Linked DNA regions of Homo sapiens: region 2 is linked to region 1. Evidence: chromatin loops called from intact Hi-C (ENCODE). Cell type or tissue: heart left ventricle. All regions are shown on one strand. Links, peaks and the distances in the headings refer to the core of each region. The heading gives the core; the rest is flanking DNA.

Region 1 (16,187 bases), core at 4,598-9,597:
GTTTACTGAGAGGTGTTCTGTTTTGTTTTGCCTTAATAGTGAATGGGTGTTGGACTTTGTTAGGTGCTTTTTCTGCACCTACTGATGTGATCACATGATTTTTCTTTAGTCTGTTGATGTAATAGATTACATTAATTGATTTCCAAATGTTGAACAAACCTTGCATACCTGGGAAAATTCCCACTTGGTGGTAGTGCATAATTCTTTTTATACATTGTTGATTCCAATTTGCTAGTATTTTTTGAAGATGTCTGCATTTACATTCATGAGAAATATTTTCTGTAGTTATCTTTTCTTGTAATGACTTTGGTTTTGATATTAGGATAATACTGGCCTCATAGGATAAGTTAGAATATAGTCACTGTACTTCTATCTTCTGGAAAAGATTGTAGAGAGTTGGTATAATTTCCTTCTTAAATGTTTGGTAACATTTTCCATCTGCTTTCTGTTTTGGAAGGTTATTAATTGTTGATTCAATTTCTTTAATAGATATAGACCTATTCCGATGTCTATTTCTTCTTGTGTGAATTTTGGCAGATTTCATTTTTCAGGAAATTGGCCCATTTCATCTAGGTTACATTTGTGTGCATAGACTTGTTCATAATATTTCTCTATTCTTTTAGTGTCCATGGGATCTGTAGTGATGTTTCCTTTCTCACTGTCATGAGGATAGCATGGGGGAACTTCCCCCTTAATTTAATTACCTCCCACCACGTCCCTCCTATGACATGTGGGGATTGTGGGAACTACAGTTCAAGATGAGATTTGGTTGAGGACACAGCCAAACCATATCAAGCGGTCCTTGTTAAGAAGAAAAAAAATGGGCCGGGCATGGTGGCTCACGCCTGTAATCCCAGCACTTTGGGAGGTCGAGGCCAGTGGATCATGAGGTCAGGTGTTCAAGAACAGCCTAGCCAACATGGTGAAACCCCGTCTCTACTAAAAATACAAAAATTATCCAGGCATGGTGGCAGGTGCCTGTAATCCCAGCTACTCGGGAGGCAGAGGCAGGAGAATTGCTTGAACCCAGGAAGTGGAGGTTGCAGTGAGCTGAGATCATGCCACTGCACTCCAGCCTAGGTGACAAAGGAAGACTCCATCTAAGAAGAAAGAAAAAAAAAGGAAGAAGAAAAGAATGATCTGGTGTATTTTAAAATGGGTTGTTTCCCCCTCCCTCACTGGAAGCATGAGGGGATTCTTCTCCAATATTTACTGTGAGAATCTTGTACAGCTCTAGAGGAAAAACTCACAAAAATGTGTGTGCCTCTCATGATTGGGTCCCCTGGAGTTTTCAACTCTCAGACTTGTCCATCTTGACCTCCTAGTAAGTTATTTCTTACATTTAAGGTTTTCCTACCCTGGTGCTGGTTCTTGCGGATGTTTCTGCTCATGGTTTTCTGCTCCAGTAAGTTGTGATTCTCTGAATCTGCCCTGTCTGTCTCTTTAATTTTGGGACAGCTGTTTGTTTTGTGACCTTACTTCTCTGGCAAATCTAAGAAGAGTTGTTGATTTTTCAGTGTGTTCAGCATTTTACCTGTTGTAAGGATAGAGTGTCAACTTCTACACTTCTTACATGCTGGACCAGAAACTTGAAGTCCCTCCTATCTTTCTTACCTCCCATTACACATACACAATTATATATATGACACACACACACACACATACATATATATGTCACTATTTTATACAGTTTTCAACCTTCCTTTTTTTTTTAAGAAATACATCCTGAATGTCCCTTTTTTTTTTTTTTTTTTGAGATGGAGTCTTGCTCTATTTCCCAGGCTGGAGTGCAGTGACGCGATCTTGGCTCACTGCAACCTCCACCTCCCTGGTTCAAGCAATTCCCCTGCCTCAGCCTCCCGAGTAGCTGGGATTACAGGCACACACTACCACGCCTGGCTAATTTTTTTGTATTTTTAGTAGAGATGGGGTTTCACCATGTTGGCCAGACTGGTCTTGAACTCCTGACCTTAGGCAATGTGCCCACCTCGGCCTCCCAAAGTGCTGGGATTACAGGCACGAGCCATCACTCCCGGCTGTCTTTTCACATTTCTACCCAGGTACTTACTGCAGTCTTTGGTATTGACTTTATGGTGCTCTGTGGTAGACATGTGTCCTCATGTCACTATTCTCCCACTGGTGGACACTTATGTTGACAGCTTATCGCTCTGGCCCACAGTGCTTCATAAATATCTTGAACATCAATCACTGAGGACACATCTGAACATTTCTAGAGGACAAATTTGTAAAAATGGAGTTGCTCAGTCAAGGGGGTGATGGGGTTTGGCTGCATCCCCACCCAAATCTCATCTTGAATTGTATTCCCCATAATCCCCATTTGTCAAGGGAGGGACCCAGTGGGAGGTGATTGAATCACGGGGGCAGTTTCCCTCATGCTGTTTTCATGATAGTGAGTGAGTGCTCACGAGACCTGATGGTTTTACAAGTGTTTGACGATTCCTCCTTCACACACACTCTCTTCCGCCGCCTTGTGAAGAAGGTGCTTACTTCCCTTTCACCATCTGCCATGATTGTAAGTTTCCTGAGGGCTCCTTAGTCATGTGGAACTGTGAGTCAATTAAACCTCTTCCCTTATAAATTACCCAGTCTTGGGCAGTTCTTTATAGCAATATGAAAATGGACTAATACAGAGGGTGTATGCATTAAAATTTTTGAAAAACCCAAATCTCCCCTAAAAGGCTGTTCCAGTCTGTATTGTGTGTTTTTCCACACCCTGGCTGTTCAGCATGGCAGAGTATGGGTGGAGGCAAAGCTGTTAGAGCTGTGAGCCCCACACTGTCCTCGTGGGCTCAGTTCAGAGCACTTCTACATCACTGGAGCACATTTTGCCCAAATTATCAAACATCAATTGCTGGGTCTTTCTTGGCCTCAACCTGAGTGGGATGAGAATATCTCTCTTGATGCTGATTTGCAGGAAGATTCTGGGAAATTTTCTATGATGATAATAAGAAGAGGAATAGCAGCCACTAGTGACCCATGATGATTTCTTGTGACCAGGTCCTAGGCTAAGCCCTTGTTGAATATCATCTTCTTCAGATTTAGTTGCCCTATTTTACAAATGGGAAAACCGTGCTCAGAGAAGGGAGCTTCTTGCCTAAGTGCCCAGAGCCAGGATCAGTCCTGCTGTGCTGACTCCACGCTTGTGAGCTTGACCACACACTATCACATCTCTGAGCCTCAGTTATGGCAGGGGCCAAGGATGCCGAACCTGCCCTCCTCCCACGGGGATGAGGACCAAGGGAGCCAGGGTCTTTGGAACTCTAAGATGTGTGTGACTGTATCCAGGGTCAGTGTCATGGACTGGTCTGAGGCAAGTGTTCAAGCTCAGCCTGGAGTTTCCCGGCTTCACCTACACAATGCCTAGAGTGGGTGGTCCAGGGCTCAGAAAACACTGGCTGTGTAAAGGGGCAATTCTATTGCAAGCTTGTGGGGCCCATCCCAGGAAGCCAGGCTGCCCCTCACATCACTGCAGTCTGAGACAGGTGTGTCAAGCCGGGTGACGGTGGTGGTGAATGAATGGGAGGGGCTTGGCCTCTGGAGTCCAGCCTCCACTGCAGTAATCTGGGCATGTGTCCTCTCTCGGAGCCTCAGCTTCCCTCTCTGTAAAATGGGTTCATCCCTCCTAGGGCTGAGTGAGGACTGAACAAGGTCTTGCTTACACATCATGAAACTCACCCTCTTATATACGGTAGGTGCTTATTAATGAGCACTACTGAGTCAGGGTGTCTGGGGCACCCAAGCCAGGAACCTCCTTTGGGGAAGCACCACCAGGAGCTGTTTAACCCACGTTTATTGTCCAAATGAACAGATGAGCCAACTGCTATTCGGGAGGCCACAGGCTGCCCCTGAGCCCCCAGTCCCCACCATGCTTAGCAGGCTTCTCCCCTCCCACTGCATCTGTCTGGTCCCCTGGCGTCTGCTCAACTCCAAACAGTTGCTTAATTTGTGCATTATAAAAAAATGAGAGTTTCAAAGCACTCGGCGATGTATAACAATAAATAAGGACTCCCACAATATTGCCTCCTTAACCCTGGCGGCCACAGAAGCAGCACAGATGTCTGGCACCCTGACAATACCTGGCCCCTGCCACTGTGGGGAATGAGTCTCAGAAGGTCATCATTAGGCCTGTGAGCACACTATGTTACGTGTCACATGCATGTCCCTGTGTGCACTGTGGACTTCTGTGTGTTTCTGAGCAGTGTCATGTGGGCCTGTGACACAATGTTGTGCAGGTGTGAATGCAAGGGGGTGGCCCACTGTGTGAGACATGTCTTGTCTGCGTGTGGTCATGTTACGTGGTGTGTGTGTCTTTTACTATTCTAAATTAAATGGAGTCTGGGCTGGGCGCGGTGGCTCACGCTTGTAATCCCAGCACTTTGGGAGGCTGAGGCAGGCGGATTGTCTGAGCTCAGGAGTTCGAGACCAGCCTGGGCAACATGGTGAAACCCTGTCTCAAAAAATTAGCCAGACATGGTGGCGGGCACCTGTAATCCCAGCTACTTGGGAGGCTGAGGCAGGAGAATCAATTGAACCAGGGAGGCGGAAGTTGCAGTGAGTTGAGATCGCGCCACTGCACTCCCGCCTGGGTGACAGAGCGAAACTCCAACCCAAAAAAAAAAAAAAAAAGGAATCTGGGCCTGGTCCCTGGACATCCACTTCCCAGGGATTCAGGGCCTCCCTCCTTCCCTCCAGAGTCCCAGGTGGGTGTGATGCTCCAGGCACAGGTCTCCTTGGTTCTCTGGCCTGCTGCTGTGTGGCATGACACTGTCCCCAAGCCTGCACCCTGTCATCAGGTCAGGCTGTTCTACCACGGGTCCTGGACATGCCTCCCACTGGGAAGCCCCTCCACTGGCTCCAGAGCCTACTACAGGGCCCTCTCTGCAGCGCTCAAGGCAGAGACTCAAGGTTCCATCACCACAGATGTCCAGGAACCTGGGAGCAGCTCCTGCTTCCCCAGAGCACTTCCCTCCCTCAGGCTCCAGCTAGTCTTGAGCTGAGCTCCAAACTCTCTCTCCTCCCCAGAGGAAGTTCCTGCTTCATCCCTTGTTTGGCCTGATGCTCCAACAAAGAGTAGGGAGGAGGTGGGGCTCAGGGTAGCTCTGGAAATGCCAAGAAGGTATTGACTTCCCCAGGGAGGTGAGACAAGGCCCCTGCAGTCTGGGCTTAGAATCAAAACTTCTGGTTGTCATGAAGAGGGAACAATTCACCTTTTTTGGTGTACTGAGTTGGGTACTTTCAAGCAGGTTACCTTATCACCATCATCATCACCACCATCACCACATTGCTACCACCACCACCAACATCACCACCATCATCACCACCACTACCACTCATACCACTGCCACCACCACCATCACCACCACCACCATCACCATCATCACCACTACCACCATCACTATCATCATTATCCTCACTACTATTATCATCATCATTATCCTCACTACCACCATCACTATCACCACCACCATCACCATCACCATCACCACCACCATCACCGTCATCACCATCACTATCATTATTCTCACTACTATCATCATCATCACCATCCTCACTAGCTTCACTATCATCTTAATCATCATCACCATCATTATAATTATCACTGTAACCACAATCACCACCACAACCATCACCATCACCATCACCATCCTTACCCTCGTTATCTTTATAGCCATCAGCAGCAGTAGAATCGCTATCAGCATCATCACCATCTCCACCATCATCATCACTGATTTTTTTCAGGCCCCTGGTTCACTGTCGGTCTCTCATTGTGGCTCCCCCATCACAATGTAATAAATACTCCAGTGCCCATGTGAACTCCCGTTCAAACCGGATCCTTAGCAGTCTCAGTTCTCCAGGTGTTGTCCATCTCTGCACTCACCCCTGAAACTTCTCCACTACTGAGACCTCCACACCTCCCTCCTCTGCCTGGCCCCTGACCCCCATCCTCCTCTGCCAGTGAGGGTTGAGGTTGAGGAGAGCGAGGAGCGTCTACTTAACAGCTACATTTCTACCCAAAGCCTGTTCCAGGCAACCTAGGCCTTTTCTATCATGCGTCTCCAGATTTTTTTAGCCTCTGTTCACTGGTCAATTCCGAGGCCGCTTGCACACTTTTAGGCATTTGCTACAGCGGCGCCCTGCTTCCAGGTACCCAGGCCTGTGTTGGTTTTCTATTGCTGCCGAAAGACATTCTGCCTCCCACAGCTTCCCTGCTCCGTCTTCCACCGGCAGGTCCCCGAGCCTGGATGGCTCCTGCCGTCTGTGTTCTCCATGCCTAGCTGCTGGGAGCCCAGGAGGCTGCACCCGCCTCTGGTGTGAGGCCACAGTCTGAGCCCTTAGCATGGTATCTGGAGCCAGAGATGTCCCCGGGCTCCTCTGCTGCCCAGCTGTGTGACCTCAGGCCAGACGTGTGCCCCTCTGAGCCTCAGCTTCCTTATCTGTGAAATGGGAACAATGATGTCACCCACACCTGAGGTGCAGGCGTGAGTGAGCAGAGTCCCATCACCCTGTTGAGTGGTGAGTGGCAGGTGAAACTCACTCCCCAGGGACCCCTGCCATGGGCCTTCCTTCTGCCCAGGTAGGAGGGCGGCCCTGGAACTAAGCCCTCACTCTGGTCAGGGAAGCTGGCTGGTGGGGTTCCCGTGGATCGGGCCGGGAGGAGGATTCTGGGTCTGGCTCTGTCCTGCAGGTGGCTCCCCGCAGGGCATCATGCTACCTGTGGCCCTCTCCTGCCTCGGTGGGAGCAGGGCAGGAAGATCGCCTTCCCCCTGAGGGCCTTGGGAGCCATCGAATGTGTAGGCAGGAGAGTGCCATGGTCAGGTGGGCTCGGACTGTCATAAGTTGGATGGGCCAGAGTGGGTCAGACTTGAGACTGAGTGACTTTCTTGGTCCCGGACAGAAAGGGTGAGGTATAAGTTAGGCGGTGGCTACAGGGAGGGAGGAATGGGATGGTGGTGATATAGGGGTTTGGGTCTCGGCCTTGGCTGCACACTGGAACCTTCTGGCAATTTTTTTTTTTTGAGACAGAGTTTCACTTTTATCACCCAGGCTGGAGTGAAGTGGCGCCATCTCGGCTCACTGCAACATCTGCCTCCTGGGTTTAAGCGATTCTCCTGCCTCAGCCACCCAAGTAGCTGGGATTACAGGCGTGCACCACGGTGCCCGGCTGATTTTTGGATTTTTAGTAGAGATGGGGTTTCACCATGTTGGTCAGGCTGGTCTCAAATTCCTGACCTCAGGGGATCCACCCACCTCAGCCTCTCAAAATGCTAGGATTACAGGCGTGAGCCACGGTGCCCAGCCCCTTCTGGCAATTCTGATTCAGTTGGTTGGGGGGCAGCCTGGGCATTGGCAGGTTTGAAATCTCCCCTGGGGGATTCTGACACAGCTTGAGGTGGCCTAGGGCACAAGCTAGAGTCATGAGACCCTTTGGGTCTGTGCAGGACCCCAGTGGAGTCAGACTCAGGCCTGGGGGTCCAGCAGTGTTGCTCCCTGCCCCCTGCCCAGGCTGGGGTGGCTTCCAGAACAGGGAGGCAGATGGAAGGTTTGAAGGGGACAGCAGTAAGGCTGAGAGGCAGGTACAGGGATGAGATGGAGAAGTGGCAGTGTGGGGCTCTGCAAACAGTGTGGGCTCTGTGGCTGCTGCCGTGGGCAAGGGCAGGCTGCTCTAGGCTTTTCAGTGGTGTGAGAGGCTACAGCTGCGTTGAAGCCTGAACCAGGCTCAAGGGCAGGGCTGTCTGCTACTGACTGCCTCTGCCCAAATCTCCTGGGGCAGCTTTGCAGGGCTCTGTGTCGGGGGGAAGGAGTGGACATCCCCTATTTGAGTGGGGCTGACACCTCTACCCAGGGCAGGTCCTGCAGCTGATCCCCCCACAGTCTTGCATGCTGCAGACAAAGAGAATTTGCTGGGAGACAATGTCAAGTGTACAGAATGTTGGGGCTGAGGACCATCTCTCTGTGCTGGAACTCAGGCTGGAGGAGAGGCTGGGCCTTCGACGGTGGGAGTTTTCACCCTGAGCCCACAGACTTTCTCGACTTCAGATTTACAAATTGAAAATCATTAATAATTCTAACCAGGCGGTGATAAATCTGAGATCTCTCTCGATGAACCCAGACAGCATTTCATAAATCAAAAAGATTACTTAGGAATTTTAAAAAATCTGACGTCAAAATGTCATGGTTACTAATGGTTTCGGTAGATCTCGTGCGGTGATATATCATTTATCTACGCTACATCTCAGATGTGACACAGGGGGCAGAAATGGGATGTCTTTTAATATCGTGAATACATTTCAGCCCATAATAAAGGTATTAACAACTTCTTGGTGCGATTTCTTCCAGAGCTGGGGGTCTGATTTAATGCCATTTTGACAGTGGCTCCGCCTCGTCACTCCCCAAACTTCCCGAGGCCCTGTGTGGCCCTGGAAAATTCTGGAGAGGCTGAGATAGGGCTGCAGACCCCCATTCCCATGGGGGATAGGCTGGGTTGCTCAAATACAGCTCCTGCCCATAGGCGGAGACCCTAAGACACCCCTCACACTCCCCGAAAACAGGTCAGAAATCACCTAATTATAAGTAGCAGTGATCATAACTCCTATTAATTAAGCACTTACCATGTGCAGGCTATGTAACGCCTGATGTGCATTCGTTCACAGATTCCTCCCTGCTTCTCATTTCTTTACAGGCCCAAAGTCCGGGGTGCCCTGCCCACCCCCACCTCTCTGTCCTGGTCTCCCTAGCCAGCCTCTCCAGGCACATGGGTCCTCTTCCTGCTCCTTGAACCCCTGCTGGGGCACGTCTGGCCTCAGGGCCTTTGCACGGGCTTGCCCTCTGTCTGGAACACTCTTCCCCAGGTAGCCATGTGGCTCCCTCCCCCACTGCTTCAAGTCTTTGCAGGAGTCTCACCTCTCAGAGGAGGCCTGCCCGGGCACCTTGTTCAATCCTGTAGCTGCCCCGGCGTCCTGCTCTCCTGTCCCTCCTGTCCCCGCATGGCTTGTCTGACACCTCCTATGTTCATGTGGGGTCTCTCTCTCCTCTGCTAGAAGGTCTGCTCAGGGAGGGCTGGGAGCCTTGTCTGTTCTGCTCGTTGCTGTGTTGAAAGCTTCTCAAACTACCCATGGCAGGCACTTAGTCAATGAACAGTTGAACAGTTGAAAGTCCATCTTACAGAGAGGAAACTGAGGCTCAGAATGGGGCAGTCACCGGTCCAAAGCCACACAGTGGGAGAGAAGCAGAGCAAGGCTTCCCCTCAGGACTGCATCCCCTGAAAGGTGGCCCCCTCGCTGCACCATGGGGTGCCAAGTCCGGGAGGGGGTGCTCAGGGACCGCCCAGGACTGTGCAGATCCGGGCTGAGGGCAGGGAGGGCCCCTGTTCAGTGACCGTTCCGTGCCCCATCCTGATGGGTGTTCACCAGCCCAGGGGCACCCTAGAGGGCAGAGGGGTGACCTCACCTGCTCAGAGTCACCAGGCTGTGATTCCAGGTCAGGAGGGACAGACAGAAGGGCCCTGCAGTCAGCCCTGTGCTGTCTGGGGCCTGGAGCAGAGTCCTATCTGCCTGCACCTCCCGGGGTGGCCCAGCGCAGGGTGTGTGGCAGCCCCTGGAGCCCCCAAACCCAGTTTCCATCCTGGCTCTGCCACCTTCTGCTGTGTGGCCTCGGGTGGGGCCTGTTTGTCTTGCCCTGTACTTTCTCCCCTGAGGAGCGGGGGTGGGATTCCTCTCCGCCCCTCAGGATTGGGAGGGGAGGCAATGAGATGAAGCAGTCAGAGCCCCCCGCATCAGTGAGTGCTCAAAACATAGTCCTTGCTCATGTTTTCTCCAACTCCCTTGCTGTGCAGCAGAACAGCCTAAGCCTGGGCCCAGAGAGGGACAGCGGCTCTCCCGTGGATGCCCAGCACATCCTGGGAGCATCCTTGGGGGCCCCAGTGGTGCAGTCTCTCTCCAGATGCCCCACCCCACCCACTGAGTTGGAAGTGACCCTCAGCCCCTTGCACATGGGTTTGGAGACCCTGCAGCTCTCTCTGCCTTGGCTGCCAACAACTCTCAGTCACCACAGGAAAAACCTTGGTGGGCTGATACTCAGAGGGGTCCCTGGGAGCTGGCACGGCCTGGTCAGGAGGCTAGAGGCTGGAGCAGGGATGTCCGGGGGCCCCTGGGAAGCAGGTGGGAGTGGAAAGTCAAGGGCCACGTTGCAATCCATAGGTGCCAGGCTGCCCCGCTGGGTCATGCACCACCGTTGTCAGCCGAGGCCTCCTGAAATGCCCTCCACCGGCAACACCCATGCGGGCCTAGCCCTCAGTCCCCCCACAGCTGCCAGTGGGATCTCTAGGAAATGCTGGCCTAACCTTCACTCCCTGGCTCCAAAGCTTTCCATGGCTGCTCGTGCCTGTGGGACAAAGGCAGGACTCCTTAGCTGCCTGCCCCTCAGGGTTCGTTTCCTACCGCCTGGCCTACCCTCCATGTGGCCTTCCAGAGCTCCAACCCCAACGCTCCAGGCAACATAACCCACCCTGTGGCTGCCCTCTCTGCAACCACCCTGACCCATCCCCGCTTCAGTTGATCACCCTCTGGGATCCTGGGACTAGGGATGGTCGCGGAGCAGGGCGGGCACCCTGGTAGACATGCCACATGGCAGGATCAGCTGGGGGAACTCTTCTGGGGGCTGGCGACACAGCAGGGAATGAAGCTGACCTTCTCGACAGAGCCCGCCACCCTCTGTCCCCGAGCCTTTCCTTGCACCTCCTTTCGTGGTTGTTTGTTTGGGGTCTTGCCCCACCACCTCCCACTAACTTACAGGCACCGAGAGGGCGGCAGCCTGGGGTGGTCCCACCACTTGTTCCTGGTGTCTCCCAGACCTGGTGCTAAGTAGGTGCTCAGCCCTTGGGCCAGAGGGCCTGGGCCTTCATCCTGTGCTTCGCTGTTCTCAAACTCCACATCCGAAATAAACCTCTTCTCACCTCCTCCCTCTTGATCCACCCTGGATCAAGCCAGGATTGTCGCAAAAGCTTCCCAAGTTCGTCTACCCAGGTGGCCTTCACCCATTCACCATTCTGCACCCAGCTGCCAGGGGGCTCCTCTCCAAGGCCCGAGCCAGGTCCCGCCCCTCCGTCACACCCTGCAATGCCCTCTGCGTCTCTGGTCCCTCTCTGACCTCCCTGTCCCCTCTGAGACCACACTGGCCACCTCATCTTTGTGCTTGCAGATCCCTCTGCCCAGAGCTGCCCCCAGGCTCTCACACTCCCACACGACTCCCTGTTAAACATCCCCACCCCTGCAGCTCCCTCCCCCATCTCCACGGCATCACCATCTGGCACGCGCCACATTTTTATCTGTTTTGTTTAAAGTCTGTCTCTGCCACGAGAATGTCAGCTTTGTTGACCACTGTGTCCCCAGCGCCTGGAGGAGTTCCTGGCACACAGCGGGGACACCATAAAGATTTGCTTTTTTTTTTTTTTTTTTTGAGATGTTGTCTCACTCTGTCATCTAGGCTGGAGTGCAATGGCCTGATCTTGGCTCACTGAAACCTCTGCCCTTCAGGTTCCAGTGTTTCTTATGCCTCAGCCTCCTGAGTAGCTGGGCTACAGGTGCCCACCGCCATGCCCAGGTAAGTTATTTTTCGTTGTTGTTGGTGGTGGTGTTTTTTTTTTTTTTTTTTTTTTTTTTTTTTTTTAGTAGAGACGAAGTTTCACCATGTTGGTCAGGCTGGTGTCAAACTCCTGACCTCAGGTGATCCGCCCACCTTGGCTTCTCAAAGTGCTGGGATTATAGGCGTAAGCCACCACACCCAGCCAGATTTGTCTATTGAATGAAGTTGTTGAATACCTAAATGAAGGAATGAATGATGAATGATTCTGAAAAAGCAGGGAGACAAAGTCTTCATGATTTCTTTCCTCTGCATCCACCACCCCAAGTTCAGGGCCCAGGTGAGTATGAGACCCTTGGTAGTCCCCGTTTTCCCTTTTAGCCCCTGACTGATCCCAGCACCCATCAGCTCCGGGATAAAGGAGCGGGGGCAGATCTGGATTTGAGTCCTGGCTCTGTCTCTTTCAAAGCAGTCACTCAACCCTTAGGAGCCTCAGTTTCTTGGTCTGTAAAATGTGGATTATGATACCTTCACCAACATTTATTGAGCATTCTCTATGAGCCAGGCCCCGGGCCTTCTTTCCAGGTTTGTTAAAAGGATAATGTGAGGTCAGGGCAGGGGCTCAGTGAAGAGAAATGAATGGGGGTCAGGATGCTTAAGAATGACAGGGTGCAGCCTCCCCCGGGGCATCTCACTTCTCTGGGCCCCATGCGGAGTGTGCAGCTTAATGAAGCCTTGCAGGTAAGGGAGAAACTTCACCAGCCCGCCTGCCTCCAGGAGGAGCAGCAGAAGCCCGGTCTTTGGTGTTCTAGGTGGTGCTGCTGCCTCAAAGCCACATGCTTGGAGGGGTGACTCTGTGCCAAGGTCACAAAGGAGATAGACGCAGAGAGCCCCCATCCCCTTCCTTCTCCCCCCGCCCATCCCACTGCCCGCTCGCCCACCCCGCAGCACCAGCCTGGGCCTCAGCAGTGGATGAGCCTGTCATACTAGGGACTTTTATCTCACACAATTGCTTCTGCCTCTTGATAGAGCTTCTCCTCACAAATCAAATCGACCCCAGGCAGGGAGAGTGAAAATCAATGCCTGGTGGAAAGTTCCCCACAGAAAACAGATTAGTTATTCTGGAAACTTCCTTAACCACAACAGGCTCTGGCATTCCCCCGGGCACAGGTCCGTTTGCCCAGGGCTCCAGGTGGTTGCCAGGAGGGCAGAGAGGAACAGAGGCCGGCCCAGCAGGGACCCAACCCCGGCCAGGGCTCTCCCAGGCTGGGGGACAGAGCGGGAGAAGGGGGAGGCTTGGAGTCACAGACCTGGGTTCAAGTCCAGGTCCACCACTTCCTTCTGGCTGCCCCTGGGCAAGTCACATCATCCTTCTGAGCCCTGGTTTCCACTTTCGGAAAATGGGGCTCTCAGGAGTGTTCACCCTGCAGGACTGTTGTGGGATGGTAGGTCACGTGTGCACAACACCCAGTGGACGACAGGCTGCCAATGGAGGAGGCAGAGTGCACTTCCCAGGGTTCTCGTCTGGGCAGAGGGCTGCATCCCCTGGCTCTCTCTGTGGATAATGGTTCTTACAGCCGTTTCCATGGACTGAGTCCTCCCTTGGTGCCTGGGGATTACTTTGTGTCGTGAGACTTAATCTGCCCAGCAGCCCACTGGATGGTTATTTATTTTATTTTTATTTTTATTTTTTTGAGATGGAGTCTTGCTCTGTCTGGAGTGCAATGGTGCGATCTCAGCTCACTGCAATCTCCACCTCCTGGGTTCAAGCGATTCTCCTGCCTCAGACTCCCGAGTAGGTGGGATTACAGGCGTGTGCCACCATGCCCGGCTAATTTTTGTATTTTTAGTAGAGACCGGGCTTCACCATGTTGTCCAGACTGGTCTCGAACTTCTGACCTCAAATGATCCACCTGCCTCAGCCTCCCAAAGTGTTAGAATTATAGGCGTGAGCCACCACGCCCAGCCCGGATGGTTATTTTTAATATTCCCGATTTACAGATGAGGAGACTGTGGCTCTGGGCAGTGGAGAAACTCATCCTGGGTCACATAACTGGGAACCACTAATCCCAAGGGGTCTGAGAGCCACTCTGGGACTCTTCCCGATGCCCTGGGCCTCCCTGGGCATGCATCTTCCTACAGGATCCCAGCTTGCTCCCGTCATGGCCGCTGGGCCCTGCCTGGCGACTCTAACCCTCCCCGAAGTGACATCGATATAAATATTGTTAATGGCCCGAACATAATGTTAAGTCAGGTTTTACTGGACTCCCTCGTCCAGCCCGTGGATTTATGGCGATAGGATTTGAGGTAAATGTTTATTGGCCCAAGTGAGAGCCAGGACTTCCTCTCTCCCAACCGCCGGCTCCCCAGGGCTGCCCAAGGGCTCTTGGTCCACCTGCTGAGAGCACATCGGGATAAATCTCCCCGAATGAAATATTTATTAATTTTGTTAACTAGTGTTGATCTCATAAATTACACCGACTTTTTCATGAAACGGTTATTAACATCCATGGCGCTGTGTTAATGGCTTATTGACCAAATATGGGATAATTAGGCCTGGGGAGCGTGGCCTGGCTGATCTGCAAGAGGCCAATTTGGCCAGGATTATGCCAATGACCTATTTTATGTTGCAGCCAGCGACATGGGAGATTCTGGAGCCTGGGCTTTGGAAAGCTGGGATCTTCAGGGGGGCTCCTGACCTGGAGCACTCTGACCCCTGCCCTTGGCCTGGCCCAGCAGCCTTCCCTGGGGTGGCTAGTGCTGCTCCCCAGCAAGGGAAGGGGGAAGTGGGACCCCCCACTCCAAGGCATGCCCTGGCCTCCATCCTGCTCTTAGCTCTGGGAGCTGGTGTTGCCAGGGGCAGAGGAGGGAACAGGCCCAGAGGGGTTGTCCCCTCAAAGATGGCACAGTCCATGCTTGTCCGGCCACATCCCCCGTCTGTCCCATCTGCTCCTGCTGGCGCTGGAGAAGGAAGGAGTCTTCCTACCTTGAGAATAGGGAAATTCTCTCCAGAGAGAAGAGCCCCGCTGGCCCAGGAATGGGGGGCCGGCGGAAGAAGCTACCCCAGGACACTGTCCATGTGTGTGCCTGGCTGTGCTCCTGGGCAGGCCTGTGCCACACATTCAGGCACACACATGTGGCCTGGATGCCTGCATTTGGCCACATGCGCAAGACAGGGTCTCTGTTTGTGGCTGAGGGTTTGTACCTGGGCCTGCAGGGTGCGGGGTGGTGCTCCTGCCCAGATGTGAGTGGCCCGGCCTCTCCACGCTGTGTCTCAGGACTTGGCTTTCTAGGGGGCCTCAGGTTTCAGGAAGCTGGGCAGGAGATGCCACCCTGCTGGTGTGCGGAGAGGGTTTCCCGGAGTCAACAGCGAGTACTGCTCCCTCCACTGCCATGGCTCCTTTCCCTGGTGCCCCGAGGTGGGACCCAGTGAGAACAAGGGGAAGGCATCTCTGGGTGAGAGCTGCTCAGATCCAATTCCACCCAGGCCGTTCTATAGCACGGACGCTTCTCCAGGGACAGGGCGTCCGCTCCTTTTCAGGCAGGGCATTCACTGTTAAACCTTAGAAACACACTTAGGGAATTGTGGCCACAGGGACCATGCTTGAGATGCCCCCAGGAGCCCTCAGGAAACCATCCCTGTTTCCCTGGGGGATCCAGTCACCCAGGTGTGTTCCATGGGACTCAATCCCTGGTCTGAGCTGTTTGGACCAGGGCTGGGCATCTCATCCCACCTAGGCCAACCTGCTGGTCTCTTGGGCACTTGGACCAGGGCCCAGAGGCCAGGCAGTCCCTGCTGGTGGGTGTACTGAGGCTGCCATCCGTGGGTGGCCACGGAGAAGCAGAGGGAAGTCTGGAGACAAGGAGAGAGAAAACTCATGGGAGACAGCAGCAGAGGGGCCCTTGAGGCCCTGAGTCGGGGAGAAAGGGTGCCGGGGGAGGGGGAGGTGCCAGGGGTGAGGGGGTGCCTGGGGAGAGGGGGCCGCTGCCTCCATCCATCCTGGCCTGGCCAGGCCAGGCTGGCTGTACCTCAGAGCTGCAGGGGCCCTGGCATTTTCTGGGAACAGGCTGGGTATGTGGCCCCAAAGAGGCTTTCTCTAAGATGGTGGAGAGGAGCCTGTCTCTACCCTGCCTGGAGCCATGGAGACAGTTCTGGGTGCCCCGGGGGCTCTTGTCTGGAAGATGGAGGCTCCCAGTGCTGGAGGATGCAGGAAGATGCTGTGTGCTGAGAACCAATCAGCCTGCTGTTGGCCAGCAAAGCACCCTCACCCCACCTTGGAGGTAGCCTGGACAGTGGCCCCTTTCCCCTGGGGCACCCTTTTCTCTGCCAGGGATTTGTGGAATCCGACCCCAGCCCCACATACAACCCATGTGTTCATCCTCCAGCTCCTTGTTTCTCTCGGTTAACAAAATCTTCAAACACGGCTGTTTGTAACTAGGAGGACTGACTATGGGTTGGGGGCCCAGCCTCTCGGCAGGATGACAGCAAGGACAGCCTGGGTCCTGAGTAGGAGCCTGGGTGGAGCCTCCAGCATCCGCTTCAGGTCTTTGCCACGGTGGGACCTTTCTAGAACTCCAGGTCTCGGTTT
Region 2 (16,187 bases), core at 5,960-10,959, 49 kb before region 1:
GTATTCCTATTTGCCATTCTCTGAACTTGCAACATACTGTTATTTCTAGTACCTGGAATTCCTCCTGACTTCCATCTTTATCCACCTTTCAAAGATGCTACCTATTGTTTAAAGCTCAATCCGTGAAGCCTACAGATGAAAATATTCCTTCCTTGGAACTTAATATCTTCCTGTTAGTCTTTGCACTGAATTAGTTTTTTATACATTTTTTCTCACCAAAGGCCAGGCCTGCATCTTGCTCATTTCTGTGTTCCTTATAGCACTGGCAAGAGTTTGAACTTTGTAGTTGTTCAGTAAGCATTTGTTGATTAAATGTAAAACTCCAGAGAAAATAGGTGGTACTTAGTATTAACAATTAACATATATTTTTACTTGTATATGGGAATTGATAGGGAGCATCCTCGAATGGGAAAACATCATTTTGGAACTGGACAGGGGTGGGTGGGAAGAGTAGTTGAATGCTGTCTCCTTGCACGTCTGACCATGCACGGTTTCAGAATTCTTGCTGCCTTAACTACTATTACTACCATTTTACAAGTGTCTTAGTTTTCATTTTACCCTACACACTGTATAATGCTATTGGTGAATGCAAATGAGGTGTAAATTCAGATGAGTGAATGTCTTCGTGTGATAGTAGATAGTTTCCAAAGGAGTGATTTTTTTTTCCCATTACAGGCATGTAATGAATTTACTACACATGTGATGAACCTTCTCCGAGAACAGAGTAGAACACGTCCCATTTCTCCAAAAGAGATTGAAAGAATGGTGGGCATCATCCATCGAAAATTTAGTTCCATTCAGATGCAGCTCAAACAAAGCACTTGTGAAGCAGTTATGATTTTAAGATCAAGGTTCCTTGATGCCAGGTATGTGAAGCCATAAATCTATTGCATGGCTTTCCCCCGTCTGTCACTCCTTGTGTATTATTTTCTGTAAAACTGACCAGTTGGTCTTAGATTCTTTTGGCCATATGAGTCTTTTGTACAATGGACAGGTAATTCAACTCATGGTTCCTGTGCTGTCAAGCTTTCCTGTCTGGGAATGGTAATGTGGGTTAGCTGCCAGTTTAGTGACTCAGGAAATGAATAGGATTAGTGTCTCTGCTAATGACTTTAGGAATATGTAGCCTTTCCATTCTGATGCTAAAAGGTATTTTTAAGGATAGTTTTCTGCATATAACTGTTTTAACAAGGGGTATTTTGTAAGAATTTCTTAATGTTACACGGGTTGTGCATAATATGGGAAAATACTTGGAGATACTGATACTCCTAAGAAGGAAGTGGCATTTCAGTTAATAGCAGTTACCACAAAACTCCAGAATCTGTATTTCCAAATCAAGAAAGAAAGCCTACCATTTTTCCTGTAAGGATGAAAATTTCCCTTTATCTGAAGCTTTCCCCAAGTTTCACAGGAGTTAGGTAATATATTGTATATGGTAATAAATTGTCTACAGTGACCTACTGAGTGACAGAACAGAAGAATTGTCAACGTCATAGTGTACGCTGCCCCTGTAGGGATGCCTCTCGGGGCATTGCTAAAGCTTATGATGAATCTGCAGCTTTGGAAAGAAGTTTCTATTTTGTTTTTCTTTCTTCTCCCATGGAATCTGACAGAGGTGATAATTATCATCCAAATCTCACAGTATTAAAGGAAATAACTAAGATAGCTTCTCAACTGGAAAACAAAGTGTGTGGAGCATTTTCAGTGTTTTTCATTTTAGCTCTTTATTTTCATCTCAGTTCCTGCCCATCCTTTTGTACATGGGCTAGCACAGTACCTACTAGTCTCCCTGTCTCCAGTCCTACTGCCCTCCAGCCCATCCTCCATATCCCTTGTCTGTTTCTATAACATCACCGTGCTACCATGATTGCTTTGCTTGAAAACCACAGTAGCTTTCCAATGCTCGATACATGCATACTTCACATATACACTCCTTAACCTGACATTTAAGGCCTGTTCCTGTCTGCATTACTTCTTTGTTGTTGTGAAGATTTTATTATTCTTTTTTCTATTTTAAAAATGCCAAGCTCACTATGGAAAGTTTGGAAAATATATGGAATAAAAGGATGAAGGATAAAAGTTAACCTCATTTTTATTACCTAAAGAAAAAATCACTATAAATGTTTTACAATATTCTCTCTCTTTTTGTTTGTTTGGGGGCTTTTTAAAAGAAATATTTCTGTGATGGGTCAATATGCATAATTTGGTCTGCTTTTTAAAAAATTTACCATGAATACATGAACATTTTCATGTAGTATAAGCTCTAATTATTAATAGCATTTTAACAATTGAAGTTACCAAATGGATATAAAATAAATAATGTCCTTAGCATTCCCTTATGCATTCCCTATGCACTCCACCCAGGCTGGAGTGCAGTAAATGATGCTATCATGGCTCACTGCAGCCTCGACATCCCATGCTCGAGTGATCTTCCTGCTTCTGCCTCCCGAGTAGCTGGGAGGCATTTGCCACCATGCTCGGATAATTTTTGTATTTTTTGTAGAGATGGTGTTTCACCATGTTGCCCAGCCTGGTCTTGAACTCCTGAACTCAAGCTATCCTGCCTCCCAAAGTGCTGGGATTATAGGCAGGAGCCACCATGCCCAGCCAACTATTAATTTTCATATAATTTCTTCCTTTCTTCCTTCCTTCCACAAATATTTATTGGTACTGAGGATATATTGGTAAACAAGACAGATTAATATACTTGCCCCAATTGAGCTTATATTCTACTTGAGGAAACAGACAGTAAACAGGTGAACAAATATACCATAACATTCTATTTAATAATGTAATTAAATGTAATAGGGTGATAAGTGGTATGCAGAAAAATAAAGCAAGTCAAGGGGAGAGAAAATGGAGAGGGTACTATTTTAGATAGATTTTTATTTAAACTAACATTTTAATGAAAATCTTCATTGATTGAACCTTTTTGGTCTTTAGGATTATTTCCTAAGGATCAATTCTTAGAAATGGAATTATTAGATCTGAGTTTGAACATTTTCAGTGTTCTTATTTATATATCACTAAATTGTTCTTTCCTGTGTTTCTTCCAAAATGAAATGCTTCATGGAATTATGTTTCTACTGCTTAGAATTCCTTCTTTTCCTAAGTCTAACCACTTACTTCCCTGGCTCCCACAACAAACTGTCTCTCTAAGCTGGTTACCAGTAATGAGTCATCATCTGTGAGGGTATCTGGAATGGAGCCCGGAATGGAACCAGTGCTTGTACTTGTTGGATCTAGTGAGATCTTGCTCATCGTTCCGGATCTGGTCTAAATGCTCGCTTTTCAGAAAATCCACCTTAATCACCCTGCTGGACTAGCCCTTCCTTCCCTTGAACACTTATACTATGTTTACGCAACTATTCAGACTGAAAGTCATGTAGGCTCCTTTTTCTTGTAGTTTTTCATGAACATTTCTTCTCTCCCTTAGTAAGCCACAGTGTCATTGAAAGCAACAGCCAAGACTTACACATTTGCATTCCCCACAATTCTAGCAAATGACTTACATGTTAGAGGCTACCAAAAATAATTTATTGACTGGCCAGATGAATGAATAATTCCACTTAATACTTTGTAACAGCTCAAATCAGGGTTAGAGAGGTAGCATCAGACGACAAAAAACATTTTAAAATTATTTGTCTAATTTGAGCATTTTAATAAAAAGCATTATGTAACAAAGATAGTAAAACATGTCTGATAGAAAGAAATATTTTCTAACATAATTGCTATCCTTATTTCTGCTGATACTTTCCCATTCTTGTCAACATGCATGCTTATTTTTTAAATAACTGCATTCATAATGTATACACCTAAATGATTTATTTTTCTTCCATGAAGAGAAAGTGTATTAACAGCCTAAAGTGAGCAGGGCCAGAATGAGAGAGTGGCAGAGCTTGGAGCAGAGTCTCTTCTCCCATAGAGATTGCTGTTAGTAATGTTGTGATGCTGATGGAACACAGGCCTGGACTGATGTGCCACTGCACACTGGCCTGAGGCATAGCCATTTAGAGTGTGGTGAACCCTGGGGGAGTGAAACTGAGGGGAAATGCTTAATGGGCATTTTCTACAGGATGCTTTCTAAAAAATAAATAACGTATAAGACCAAGTTCTCTCCTGTGCCTTCAAGTGAATGCAAATACTGAGCTTTGGTTCCATCTATTCTTGTAGTGCCTCCCAGCAAGCCCTCTGCACTGAGAAGGCAAGGGGCTCTGCTCTAGGCAAACATGCTCAGTCAGATATATGATTCCCTTGCTCACTCTGACTTCCCATGCTCATGTTTGCTTCATAATTGGACAAGACGAAGCATGCACCAATGCAAAACATTTAAGAATAAATTTGTGTAGGTCCGTCTCCTCTTCCAGTAGAAGTGCTGTAGTTTGGACACAGCCAGAATGTCCGGTGAGCTATTCCGTTTGTTCTCTGAGGTGTTTTGAAGTTTGTTAAAAACCACCCCTGGGCAAAAGTGATGTGAGCCAAACTTCTCTTTGCTTTTCTAGATATATTTCTTTTTGATCCTCCTTTCATACGTCGCTATTTCCCAAAGAAATGCACTTGTGTCATCTATTCCCATCTACCCTGGGCCTTGCTCCTGGGCACCAGGAGCTTGCTTACATATAGTGGAATTGAGTGGAGTGGCTGAAGCAGGGATACAGGGAGGGACAAGGAGGGTTGGAGCAGGCAGGTGCATATCTAAGGGGGCAGCTATCACTCAGCTTTAACCTAGAGCTGCCTTCTGAGAACATGGGCCCAGTACTGTTGGTATCCCAATTTTTCATAAGAAGTCAGAAACCTAGATTTTTATGAGCAGGTAATTACTGTGTGGTCTCAATAAATAATGTCTATGGGCCAGATAATGTCCATAAATTTGACATTTTCAGTATCTAGTCTAGACATTACCCATGCACCTACTCATCAGAGTGTACCTCTTCAATGTGCTCTCACCTCGGGACCTTGTCTTTCTTTTCAAGCAACACATGACTCCTGCAAAAATGCTAACTGTTCTTCTTTTTGGTGCATTTGTCTTCGTTCCGTTCCTTCCCTGTCTTCCCTTACCACCTCCCCATCCAGTTCATCATCAAATCCTGTTGATTTTAATCCCCAAATACATCTTGAATCTCATCTTCATCCTCTAGAAAACAATAGTTTAACCCTCCTAAAAATTATTGAAATTAAGACATTTCAGGACTAAAACCTGAGTTGTTTTGATCAGACCTAGATTTCTTGCTCCCTTGACTCTCCCTTAATGTTGAAATGTAGATCACATACTTAACCTGCCATATGAATGACACCATTTTGACTAGAAGAATCTCATAGAGTGCATACCTATACAACAGCCTACTGACTCTGTGTTTTCTGACTGTGGGATATCACAATTGAGAAGAATTAAGATTATTTGGAAGAAAGTATTAAGAAAATTATCTGGGGAAGGTATTTTCTAATTACTGGAGTACTTAATTGAAAGTGAATTCTGACAAATGATAATTTTCAGGCTGGAATTCTTTAAAATCTTAATAACAAAACCCAAATATAAATGACATTTTTGCTACTTGAAATATGTTGTTAATAAATGCTTGATCTTTTGAAAGTCTGTTACCCCCTTCCCAACAAAAACAAAAGATAACTTTTTGTTCTCTCCTCTTTGCTTAGTGAAGGAAATCATACCTCAGTCCAGGAAGTTGCTTAAGCAGAAAAACCTAGAAATCCTTCCCAATGCATTTTTTTTTTCCTAAACTTCCTTCTCTATCTCCCTCACTCACTCCTCCCATTCAATACATCATCAGGTCCTATTGCTTTTACCTTTCAAGTAGATCTTGAGTCTTGTTTTCATTGCTCTCACCTTGTGCCAAGTTACTATCATCTTCATTTTGACCAGTGCAATCATCTCCTAAAATGGGCTTTGCAGTTCCTTTCATGCGCTCCTCCACCTATTCTCAGCAGTCAGAATGATCTTTTAAAAACATAAAACTTAAAACCTTTAATAGTTTCCTATTGCACTCAGCATAAAATCCAAAACTTCTTGTAGCTCCACTGAGCTTCTGTAATCTGCCCCCTGCCCATCCTTCCAGACTCATCTCACACATTCCCTGTCTTTTACGGTGCCCCAACCTGCTCTAACCCTTTAGACAAGATATTTCTGTTTCAGAACTCTTCCTCTGCCCAGTCCTCTTCCCTGTAAGCTCTCTGATAGACCTTGTTTGTTCTCACTGGATCTTCATTGAATATCTAAAATATTAGGTCTTCAAAGAATGAAGCACAATAGTCTGCTTCATAGTCTGGTATTTTTCTCAGTGATCCTACATCTTAAAATGAGTTGGATAATGCCTTGGAGGATGTCTAGAACATAACGTATAATATCACAGAAATAAATTAGACCTTAAGGATGTTTAAAAAGAGAAATCTACTTTTTTGGTATCATCCTAATTAACCCATCCCTCTTAGGTTAATGCTGATTGTAACTGCAATTATTTTCTTTCACTCTTGTCATAGACGGAAAAGGCGTAACTTCAGTAAACAGGCCACAGAAATCTTGAATGAATATTTTTACTCACACCTCAGCAACCCCTACCCCAGTGAAGAAGCCAAAGAGGAGCTGGCCAAGAAATGCAGCATCACAGTGTCACAGGTGAGAAAGGACCCATGGGTCTGTCTTGTTCCCTGTGGAGACAGGAACCTCATTCCTTCCTCAGGGCATTATTATCAAATTTCATATCCAAATGTTCTATCATCAAAAAAGATATAAGGAAAATGTAGATATTTCCACAGTTTTAGGCAAGATTTTAAACCTTAGATAATTTTGAAAAACTGTAAGTGGCGAAGAATCAAGACCACCACCACCCCCATTCCCCAGTGTAAATCTTCTCTAGAGAGGACATAAACATGCCATGGGGAGAGACGCAGTTTACACTTAAGTGACTCTCCAGTAAATGGCATGTATTCCTGGTTTCCCTGATTTAGATGACTGACCTAAGCTTCTACCAGCAAGAAACCAATTTATTTGTTGCCAAAAGGAAATTTAATATAACTCTTTGGTGAAAGCTTTGAGGAATTCACCAGGCCCTTTCTTGGTAACATACTACAATGTTTGAATCCCAAGGATTTCTTTGCTTCCTTATTATCCATTAAACACAAGAATTAAATTCATGCTTTCAGGGTTTCTGATTTTGGGGTTTTTAAAAAAATGTTTATTTATAATAATTTCTGACCCTGAAGTTAGTTGTCATCTTCTAACAAAAATACATTTAGTTTTAGTCAGATAGACTGGTATTTGGACTGAGGATTGGAAACAAATAAATTAACAAACAAGTGTACCTCTTTAGAACATAAATATATCGTATTAGCATTACCTCTAAAATACAATTTTGTATAAATGTTCATATTATTGTTAATAGATTGACATTTGAAGAGCATTTCTTTATAGCATGCAAAAGCAGTAGTTTACCAACCAGTTTTTGTAGTGAAACTTAAGGAAAAACTGACGCTTGTCAAAAATTTCAGTGTTCACTAGGGGTCACATGAAACCACTTTTAAAAGTAGTTTCTAAATAAATACTTGTACTGTAGATAAAGTTCAAGATACTAAAGATCCCTTTCAAGTTCCAATGAGGGTCTCATATCAGTGTATGAAGTCATTGTTATTTGAGGGAATAGGGCCTGGGTGTAAGATGATTTCCAGCTCCTCTTTTGGCATTATTTTCTGTAGAAACTCAAGAGCAAACTTTGATTCATAACTAAGGTTTCATTCAAGGTTTATTGTCATTTCTCTTATGAAATGGTATATCTTGATTTCTTTTTACGCAGTTAGAAATGGAATATAATTGATTTGGATTACCAGCTTACATAGACATATATTATATAAAACATTACTAACTGGGTTACTCACTTCCATATGAAATATGGAGGAATAATATGATATGCCGGGTTAGCCAGAGAAGACAAAATTAAAAGAAGAATCGTTTCAAGTAGGATTTTATGACGAATGCCTTTTCCCTGAACATTAGTGAAAGGATTAGGTTCATGCCGAACACCGGATGATGATGCCACGCCTGGTTTTCCTGTTCTCACAACCACTCTCTGACTTAGAATTTGAATGTTTGTGGATGAGTTTAAGCATTTTCTTGCTGCCACTCTTTTTTAAAAAACAATTCTATAGTATATGCACCATTAGAGAATAAAACAGATTAATATCATCTATTTCAAAAACAATAGAATCTGGAGTTTTCATTAGCTGTAGTACTTCACACTTTGTGTGTAGTGTAGAGTGTGCTCAATACACACTTGTGGAATAAGTGATAAAAAGGTTTCCTTCTGGCTGTTCTGAACTAGGGAGTTTTAACTTCTAAAATAGGCTAGGAACCCACTTACCAGTGTGTTTTTTTTAAAAAAAACAGTTAATTATTAAATTTATTTCACTTGTTTTCTATGGAAAAATAGCTTTATTATGTTTTGAATTTTTTTTTTAGCAATTGCTGAGAAAAAGGTACAGAGGTAGAAATAATATAGATATAGCTCTGTTACCCTGTCTAAAAAGCAAACTTTCTGACCTTGTTTCTTCCAGGTCAGCCTTTCAAACACAGAATTTCAGAAATAAGTTATGCTTATAAATTAATGGCCTTTTGTTTAAGTTTTTAAAAAGTGAAAGCAAAGAATTTCTGTTCTAGGCCTGACAGGTCAACTGCTTTTGCTTTTTCTTTTTTAAAGACAGGGTCTCGCTCTGTCACACAGGCTGGAGTGCAGGGATATGTTATCACAGCTCACTGTAACTTTGAACTCCTGGGCTCAAGCAATCCTCCTGCCTCAGCCTCCTGAGTAGCTAGGACTACAGGCACGCCACCACACCCAGCTGATTTTTAAATTTTTTGTACAGACAGGGATTCACCCTGTTGTCCAAGCTGGTCTCGAACTCCTGGCCTCAAGTGATCCTCCAGCCTCAGCCTCCCAAAGTGCTGGGATTACAGGCATGAACCACTACACTTGGCTAACTACTTTCAAAAGAGAAAAAATATTGTTTAAAATGTAAATCATACTGAAATACAATTAAATTTAGAATCTAGAAATTGTTCATAGAGAAAACCAACTTTAAAAATATTGAAGCCCCCTGAAAACAGGCAACTGGAATAACACTATTTTTACTAGATTTAGAATATATGAAACTCTGATCTATTATTTACTGCAACTGCTTATAATAATAATAGGGAAACTTCAGAAGAAGTGTAAGGCAATATCTTTAGTGCTGTGAGGGCAGGCTAGAATTCCTTAAACAGGACATAAAATGTGTAAGGAACAAAAGAGAAGACTGATAGATTCAGTGGTAGAACTTTTGTTTATCAAAGTACTTAATAAAGACTGAAAACATCAACATGATACAACTATTCAGTAAAGATGGGATCAGATATAATTATCAATAGATATTAAATCTAGAGGAAAATTTAGATGAAGAACATGGTCTTAAAGTGTCTCTCCATAGACCATTTAAAGTTACAAGAGATTTAAAAAAAAAGTAATAGTAGAGTGGAGAAATGGGACAAAAACTTGACCAAGTGATTGGAATCAACATCACCAAGGAGGAGCAGACGGACATTGGGTGTAGTATTTCATCCAAGAACATAACCTGAGTCTAATCACAAGACAACACCAGCCAAATCCCAAATGAGGAATGTTCTATTGAAGACAAAAGCGGGGAAGGAGCATTGTTCTTTAAAAACGTCCAAGAAAGGCCAGGGAAATGTTCTAGATTAAAAGAAGCTAAAGAGATAGGACAAGTAATTGCAATACTTTACCCTAGACTGGATTCTGTACTGTGGGGAAAACCATACCATAAAAGATATTATTGGGTTAAATTTACTGAAATAAATTGTAATTGATAATTGTACTATGGTTATGTGAGAGAATCTCTTTAGACTTAGGAAATATACACTGACTGACTTAGGGGTAAAGGACCATGATGAGTATAACTTAGCCTCAGATGTTCAGAAAAAAAAAATGTGTGTTTGCATGTATATGTGTGTGTGTGTGTATATAAACACACATACACACACACACACAGCATGAGTGCCCACAAAGATAAAACAAATGGGGAAAAATAATAATAGGGGAAGGGCATATACAAATATTCTTTATGCTATTTTTATTGTTGCAGCTTTTTTCACATTTGAAATTATTTTCAAATAAAATATTTTCTAAACTGTAGAAACAGTCCACGCACTGCAAGAAGATATTTACAAGTGTATAAGCAACAGAGGATTAAAATCCAAAATATATAAGGAACTCCTATAAATTAATAAGAAAAGACAAAGAACCGATTTCAAAAATAGGCAAAAGAGTCAAACAAGGATTTCATGGAAGAAAAAATAGAAATGGTCAATTGTATGAAAAGATCCCCATTCTTATTAGGAATCAGGAAAATATGATTAAAAATTGCAGTATTTTTATATTTCAAACTTATATTTCCTAGATTGGCACATTCTGCTACCAAGAATGTGTAGCAGTAGGAGCCCTTATAATATTGGTGGTAGGGATGTAAATTGATATAGCCACTTTGGAAAACTTCTGACATTATTTTATAAATTTGAACATGCATATACCATTCAACCCACAATTTCTAGAAGACCTCTTGTCTGTATTTCAGGAAACACTGGTAAGAACATTCATAGTAACATTGTTTGAAATGGCAAAAAATTTGAAACAAACCATTTGTCCACGGACTGGAGAAATGGATAAATATGCTGTGTTATAATCCCACAATGGAGCACTATTCAGCAATGGAAAAAGAATGATCTACAAGTATCAATTCATGTTGAGTGAAAAATGCAAATTGGAGAATACACGTAACATAACATTTTTAGGAAGTTTAAAACCAAGCAAGCTAAACAGCATATTGTCAGGGGAGACATATATGTGGTTAAACATAAAGGAAAGAAAGGCAATGATAAAATTAAAAAAGGGCCGGGTGTGGTGGCTCACGCCTGTAATCCCAGCACTTTGGGAGGCCAGGAGTTTGAGACCAGCCTGACCAACATGGAGAAACCCCGTCTCTACTAAAAATACAAAAAGTAGCCGAGTGTGATGGTGCATGCATGTAATCCCACCTATTCGGGAGGCTGAGGCAGGAGAATTGCTTGAATCCAGGAGGTGGAAGTTGTGGGGTGAGCCAAGATCGTGCCATTGCACTCCAGCCTGGGCAACAAGAGCAAAACTCCGTCTCAAAAAAAAAAAAGAAGAAAAAGAATCCAATGAGATGGGATCAAGAAGGAACAATCAAGGAGTTTCAGTATTACTAACAGTCTTTCTTAATTTTAGTGGCAGGTTTACAGAGATTAATTTAATTATTATGCATTACAAACCTGCATATATAAGGCAAGGAAGTCTCATGTCAGTTATTAAATCTAAGTAACAGAATTTAAAAAGACTGTTTCCATTCGTTTAATAAACATTTATTGAATAATGCTGATTATGTGCCAAATACTGTGCTAGGGATGAAAGAGACATCAGTGAACTTAACCAGACAGACCCATGTCCTACCTGATAGAAATGTGTACACATACTCACCAAAAGATATGTATAGGAATATCCTTAGTAACAGTATTTGTAATAGCCAAAACTAGAAACAATGCAAACGTCCATCAAGAGGAAAATAGGTAAACCAGTATGGTATATTTATGTATATTTGGAATGTTATTTAACAATGAGAATGAATGAACTATAACTATATGTAACTACATAATGCTAAGTAAAAGAAGTGCTTGATTTCATTTATAAAAAATGGAAAAACTTGATTTCATTTATAAAAAATAGAAAAACAAGAGAAATTAACCTTGGGGGTTAGAAATCAGATTAATAGTTATTTTTGGGGGAATGGTGATTGGAAGGAGGAAGAACTATTTCTTGATCTAAGTGTTAGTTCCATGGGTATGTTCACTTTATGAAAATTCATTAAACTCTATACCTATGATGTGTGGCCCTTTTTTGTATATTTTTATTTTATTTGACTAAAAAGTTTACTTTCATAACAAAAACAAGCCTGCCTTCATGGAACTTACATTTTTGTGGGAGTATACATATAAGTAAACAAGACAGTCAGTTACAAAGTGATAGTTGCTCTTGACAAATGAAGGAGGGAAGTGGTTAGAGGATGCAATTTTTAATAGGGTGGTAAAGAAAGCCCCTCCTGAGGAAGTATCTTTTGGTTAGTTTGAAGGAGATGAAGGACAAGTCATGTGGATAATCAGTGAGGAACATTCTAGCAGAGGGAACAGCAAGTACGGAGGCCCTGAGGTAGAAGTGCCCTGAGCAAGGGAGCAAGTAGTAGGAGATGAAGTTAAAGATGCTGGGGACCAAATAAATGGTTCATGGGCCTTCTAGGCCATGGTGATGACTTGGGCTTTCACTGTGAGATGGGGAACTGAGGAGTGACATGGATCTGACTTAAGTTTTATAGGATCACCATGGCAGCTGTACTGACATTAGACCCTGGGAGGCAAGGGAAAGCAGAGCTATCAGTTGGGGTACACTTGAGTGTTCACTTAATTGAGTATTTGTGATAGAAATGATGAGATGTGACTGGGTTCTGGATAAATTGTGAAGGTACAGGGTTTCCTGATAGGTTGGATGTAGAATGTGTGAGAAAGAGATTTGCTAAACCAGAATTTGAAATTTCTGATTTCTTGACTTGCTTTGATTAAGTAAGCAAAAGGGAGTTCCTCTTTTACCTAACACCCTGAAAATTGACAAAAGAAGAAACTATTTCACATGTCATATGCATTGAGAATCATACTTAAATTGTCACATACTCTTAATTAGTAGAGCAGATATTAATTTACTTTTTGGAATAGAGCTAATTTACATTGATTATTCAAGTTACTAAGCTGTAAAAAACTTCATCGTTCTCCTAATTCCAATTTTGAATTTGAGTAACTGGCTGTATTTTCTCTGCTAGGTGTTTTTAGAATGAAAAATGTTAACTTATTCTTCATTTCTACTGTAGTTGAAATGTACTGTAAAGAAAGGATTGATTTAAAAACAAAAATGAGAACCAGAAATGGTATTTATTCACTCAACCAACATATTTTAGAGCTCTTAAAGAGGCAAATAAGACCTGCTTTTATAATAGTCTAATATAAATAACATCACAATCTAACCCATACAGATGAGGAAACTGAAGTTCAGAGAAGTTAAGTGATTTGACAAGGGTCACAAGCCTTAGTGAGTAGGGGACTTGGGGATTTTTACACAGATATTCTTAATAAAAGGGGAGAAACTGAAGTCTTACTTTTTTTCTTGCAAGAGGCAGTGTGATTCATTCATCCCCAGGGCCCAGGCTGCAGAGTGCTGGTTTGTGAGGCACGGACCTTGGATAATATCACTAGGGCTGCATCATTTTCCCGCTAAGCTACTTTAGAGACTCTGGGCTAGTTAGTAGTCTGAGGTCTCTTTACTCATTAAACTACTTATTCCAAAGCAGTGAATATTCAGTAAGCTAATTAAAATTTGTAAGTAAGATTTCCTTATTAAAAAAACTATTAAAATAAGAAGAAGCCCGTTAAAATAATAATTAGAGCAGGAAAAAAGAAGATGACTATCAAATTACAGTACTTTTTTTCAGCTATACATAAAGGCCTTTTCAGTTGCTTTGGCAGTAGACAGAAGGCAGAAGTAGATTCCTACTGCAAGTATGCAGTTGGTAAACCAGAAACAAGTTGAAGGAAAAGGCAGCTATTTTGTTAAAACGGTTCTTTCACATGTCTTAAAAGAAGGCTACAGACCCTCTGTTCTAAAAGCTCTGATTGTGTATCCCAGTGGAGGTGGGACATCATTAAACAGTGCGCAGAGAATAAAAGAGCAGGTTGTAAAAAATGGGAGCTTTGAGGATGCTATAGCATGAAGTACAGATGAGGCATATCTGCAAGATTTAAAGAAAACAGGGAAGCTTCTGATTTTTTTGTTGCTGTTGTTCTCTACAAACAATCAGTACCATGATTGGTGTGGTGCTTAAAGCTTGCTCCAGTGATGTCAGGTATTATATTTATTTTAGAATTGACTATTTTGAGGAAATCTCTAACACTCAGTTGATACGATACCCAAACAAGGATAAAGAGACAATTTTCAGGCTGGGCACAGTGGCTCACACCTGTAATCCCAGTGCTTTGGGAGGCTGAGGCGGGTGGATCGCCTGAGCTCAGGAGTTCAAGACCACCTGGGCAACCTCGTCTCTACTAAAATACAAAAAATTAGCCGGGCGTGGTGGCACACGCCTGTAGTCCCAGCTACTCGGGAGGCTGAGGGATGAGAATCACTTGAGCCTAGAGGTGGAGGTTGCAGTGAGCCAAGATCATGCCATTGCACTCCAGCTTGGGCTGCAGAGTGAGACTGTCTCAAAAAAAAAAAAAAAAAAAAAAAAAAAAAAAAAAAAAAAAAAAAAAAGAAAGGAGAGAGAATTTGCAGCTTAGATTTAGGGTTTTTGAGTTTCCCTATACCTGGAAGAAGTCATAATCAGAACTGTGGTTCCTCCATTTTTGTCCCCTTTGCCTTCTTTTACCTATTCCTTCTCTTCTTCTTTCCAATTGAGTATTCTTATCAGTTTTTCTCATGCTAGTCTCAGCACTGTGTCTAACCTTTCCGCTGCCTTGCTTCCATGAGGCGTTTGAGGCTAATAGGCCAATATATAAGCCAGGGTCCCAGCAGAAAACAGATGTCACACTCAAACTGGAATAATTGGAGGACACTTTATAAGTGAGGTAAAATGACTTGCTCAAGGTCACTAAGCAAGTGACTATTTACAATAGTGTGGGCAGAGTGTAGGGAAACCACAAAGGATAATACTAGTGATTGGTTCTGTTACCCACTTGGCCTGAAGAGATGAGGGAAGGGTCAGTAGATCTCAAGACAGAGGAGGTGTGTGGAGAAGGCCAGTGACTGAGACCTGAAAAAAGGCAGCCTTATAGTGCAGGAGTCAGGGGAACAAATACTGTGACCTCACTCTTCTCCCTTCCCATCTGCCGCCAGTGCCTACTATTGGCCAGAAGCCTGAGGGCACCCAGGGCAGCCTCCTGGGGCCCATGACAGGGTAGAGAGTGGATAGGGAGGAGTGAACAGAAGATAGACAATGTAGTCCAAAGGGTGAAGATACCTGGTCAGAACAGGCGCCTTGCTCAAGCCTCCTGGCTTCCCACTTCTGTTGATTCTGTGATGTTTGCATCCAGAAACCTTCTCCAGAGATGCTCTTGGGCTTTCCTTGTTTCTTCTCTTTTGATTTCTCTCCCAATTCTTCTGTCAGCTATGTGGAGAACACATTTTTCTAAAATAAGTGTGGGTTTTGAGAGTAGAAACTACAGTTTAAATAAGTTAATTTGATCTAGCCAAAGGTACTTACCAGGATTTTTGGCTATTTTCTTAATTTGCTCAATAGGTACTTAGTGCCTACTATATGTCAGGCACTATGCCTGGAACTGTGGCAAAGAAAGGTCAGTAAGATAGGGTTCTTCTCCCCAAGAAATACTGAATTTGTTGGGGGAAACAGACAGATGTGTTACTGACAGAATATAAAAGTTACCTGAAGAAGCACACAGGCACAAATGGATGCCATGTGTGGAATATAGTACAAAGAGGGGTTTACTTTCTATTGAGAGGATCAGGAAAGACCTTCTAGAGAAGATGATGTGTAGAACCTGGAGAAGGATGAATAAGACTTTGGGAGAAAGGATATTCTAAGCAGAGGAAACTCAGAAGCAAAAAACAGATATGTTAGGAGAACAGTTTAATAAGTCTGGAGCCTGTGTTATTATGTGGGGGGTGGGGGATTTTATTATAAGACTTAAGGCTACAGACTGTGAAGACTCAGACAAGCCTGAACTAAAACCCCAACTCCTCCCCAGTTTATTAGCTCAGTGACCTTGGGCAAGTCATTTTACCTCACTGTGCCTCCTTTTCTCAAGTGTGTAGTTGGGATAAAAATAGCATGTACTGGCTGGGCATGGTGGCTCACACCTGTAATCCCAGCACTTTGGGAAGCTGAGGCGGGCGGATTGCTTGAGGTCAGGAGTTCAATACCAGTCTGGCCAACATGGTGAAACCCTCTCTCTACTAAAAATACAAAAAATTAGCTGGGCATGGTGGCGCATGCCGGTGGTTCTAGCTACTCAGGAGGCTGAGGCAGGAGAATTGCTTGAATCCAGGAGGCGGAGTTTGCAG

The links. A loop is a pair of places that touch in the nucleus more often than their neighbours do. Peaks named below come from ENCODE experiments on the same cell type or tissue, not always from the same donor. Only the 100,000 strongest peaks of a DNase experiment are listed, where the experiment ranks them.
Region 2: it touches region 1 in a loop (5-fold over the local background); 1 of 110 quality-filtered maps calls a loop at or near these places.

Annotation. Positions count from the first base shown.
Region 1 is chr9:125,979,788-125,995,974 of GRCh38, forward strand. No RefSeq gene overlaps it. Among named protein-coding and RNA genes, the nearest start is that of PBX3, 240 kb to the left of the region's middle. RefSeq lists enhancers at 8,323-9,129, 9,130-9,935. In heart left ventricle, for the core only: no CTCF peak of the experiment used is centred there; a DNase peak (open chromatin) is centred at 6,704.
Region 2 is chr9:125,928,980-125,945,166 of GRCh38, forward strand. PBX3 (PBX homeobox 3) reads left to right here. Exons shown (of 9, transcript NM_006195.6): 4 at 676-866; 5 at 6,493-6,628. Among named protein-coding and RNA genes, the nearest start is that of PBX3, 190 kb to the left of the region's middle. In heart left ventricle, for the core only: no CTCF peak of the experiment used is centred there; no DNase peak of the experiment used is centred there.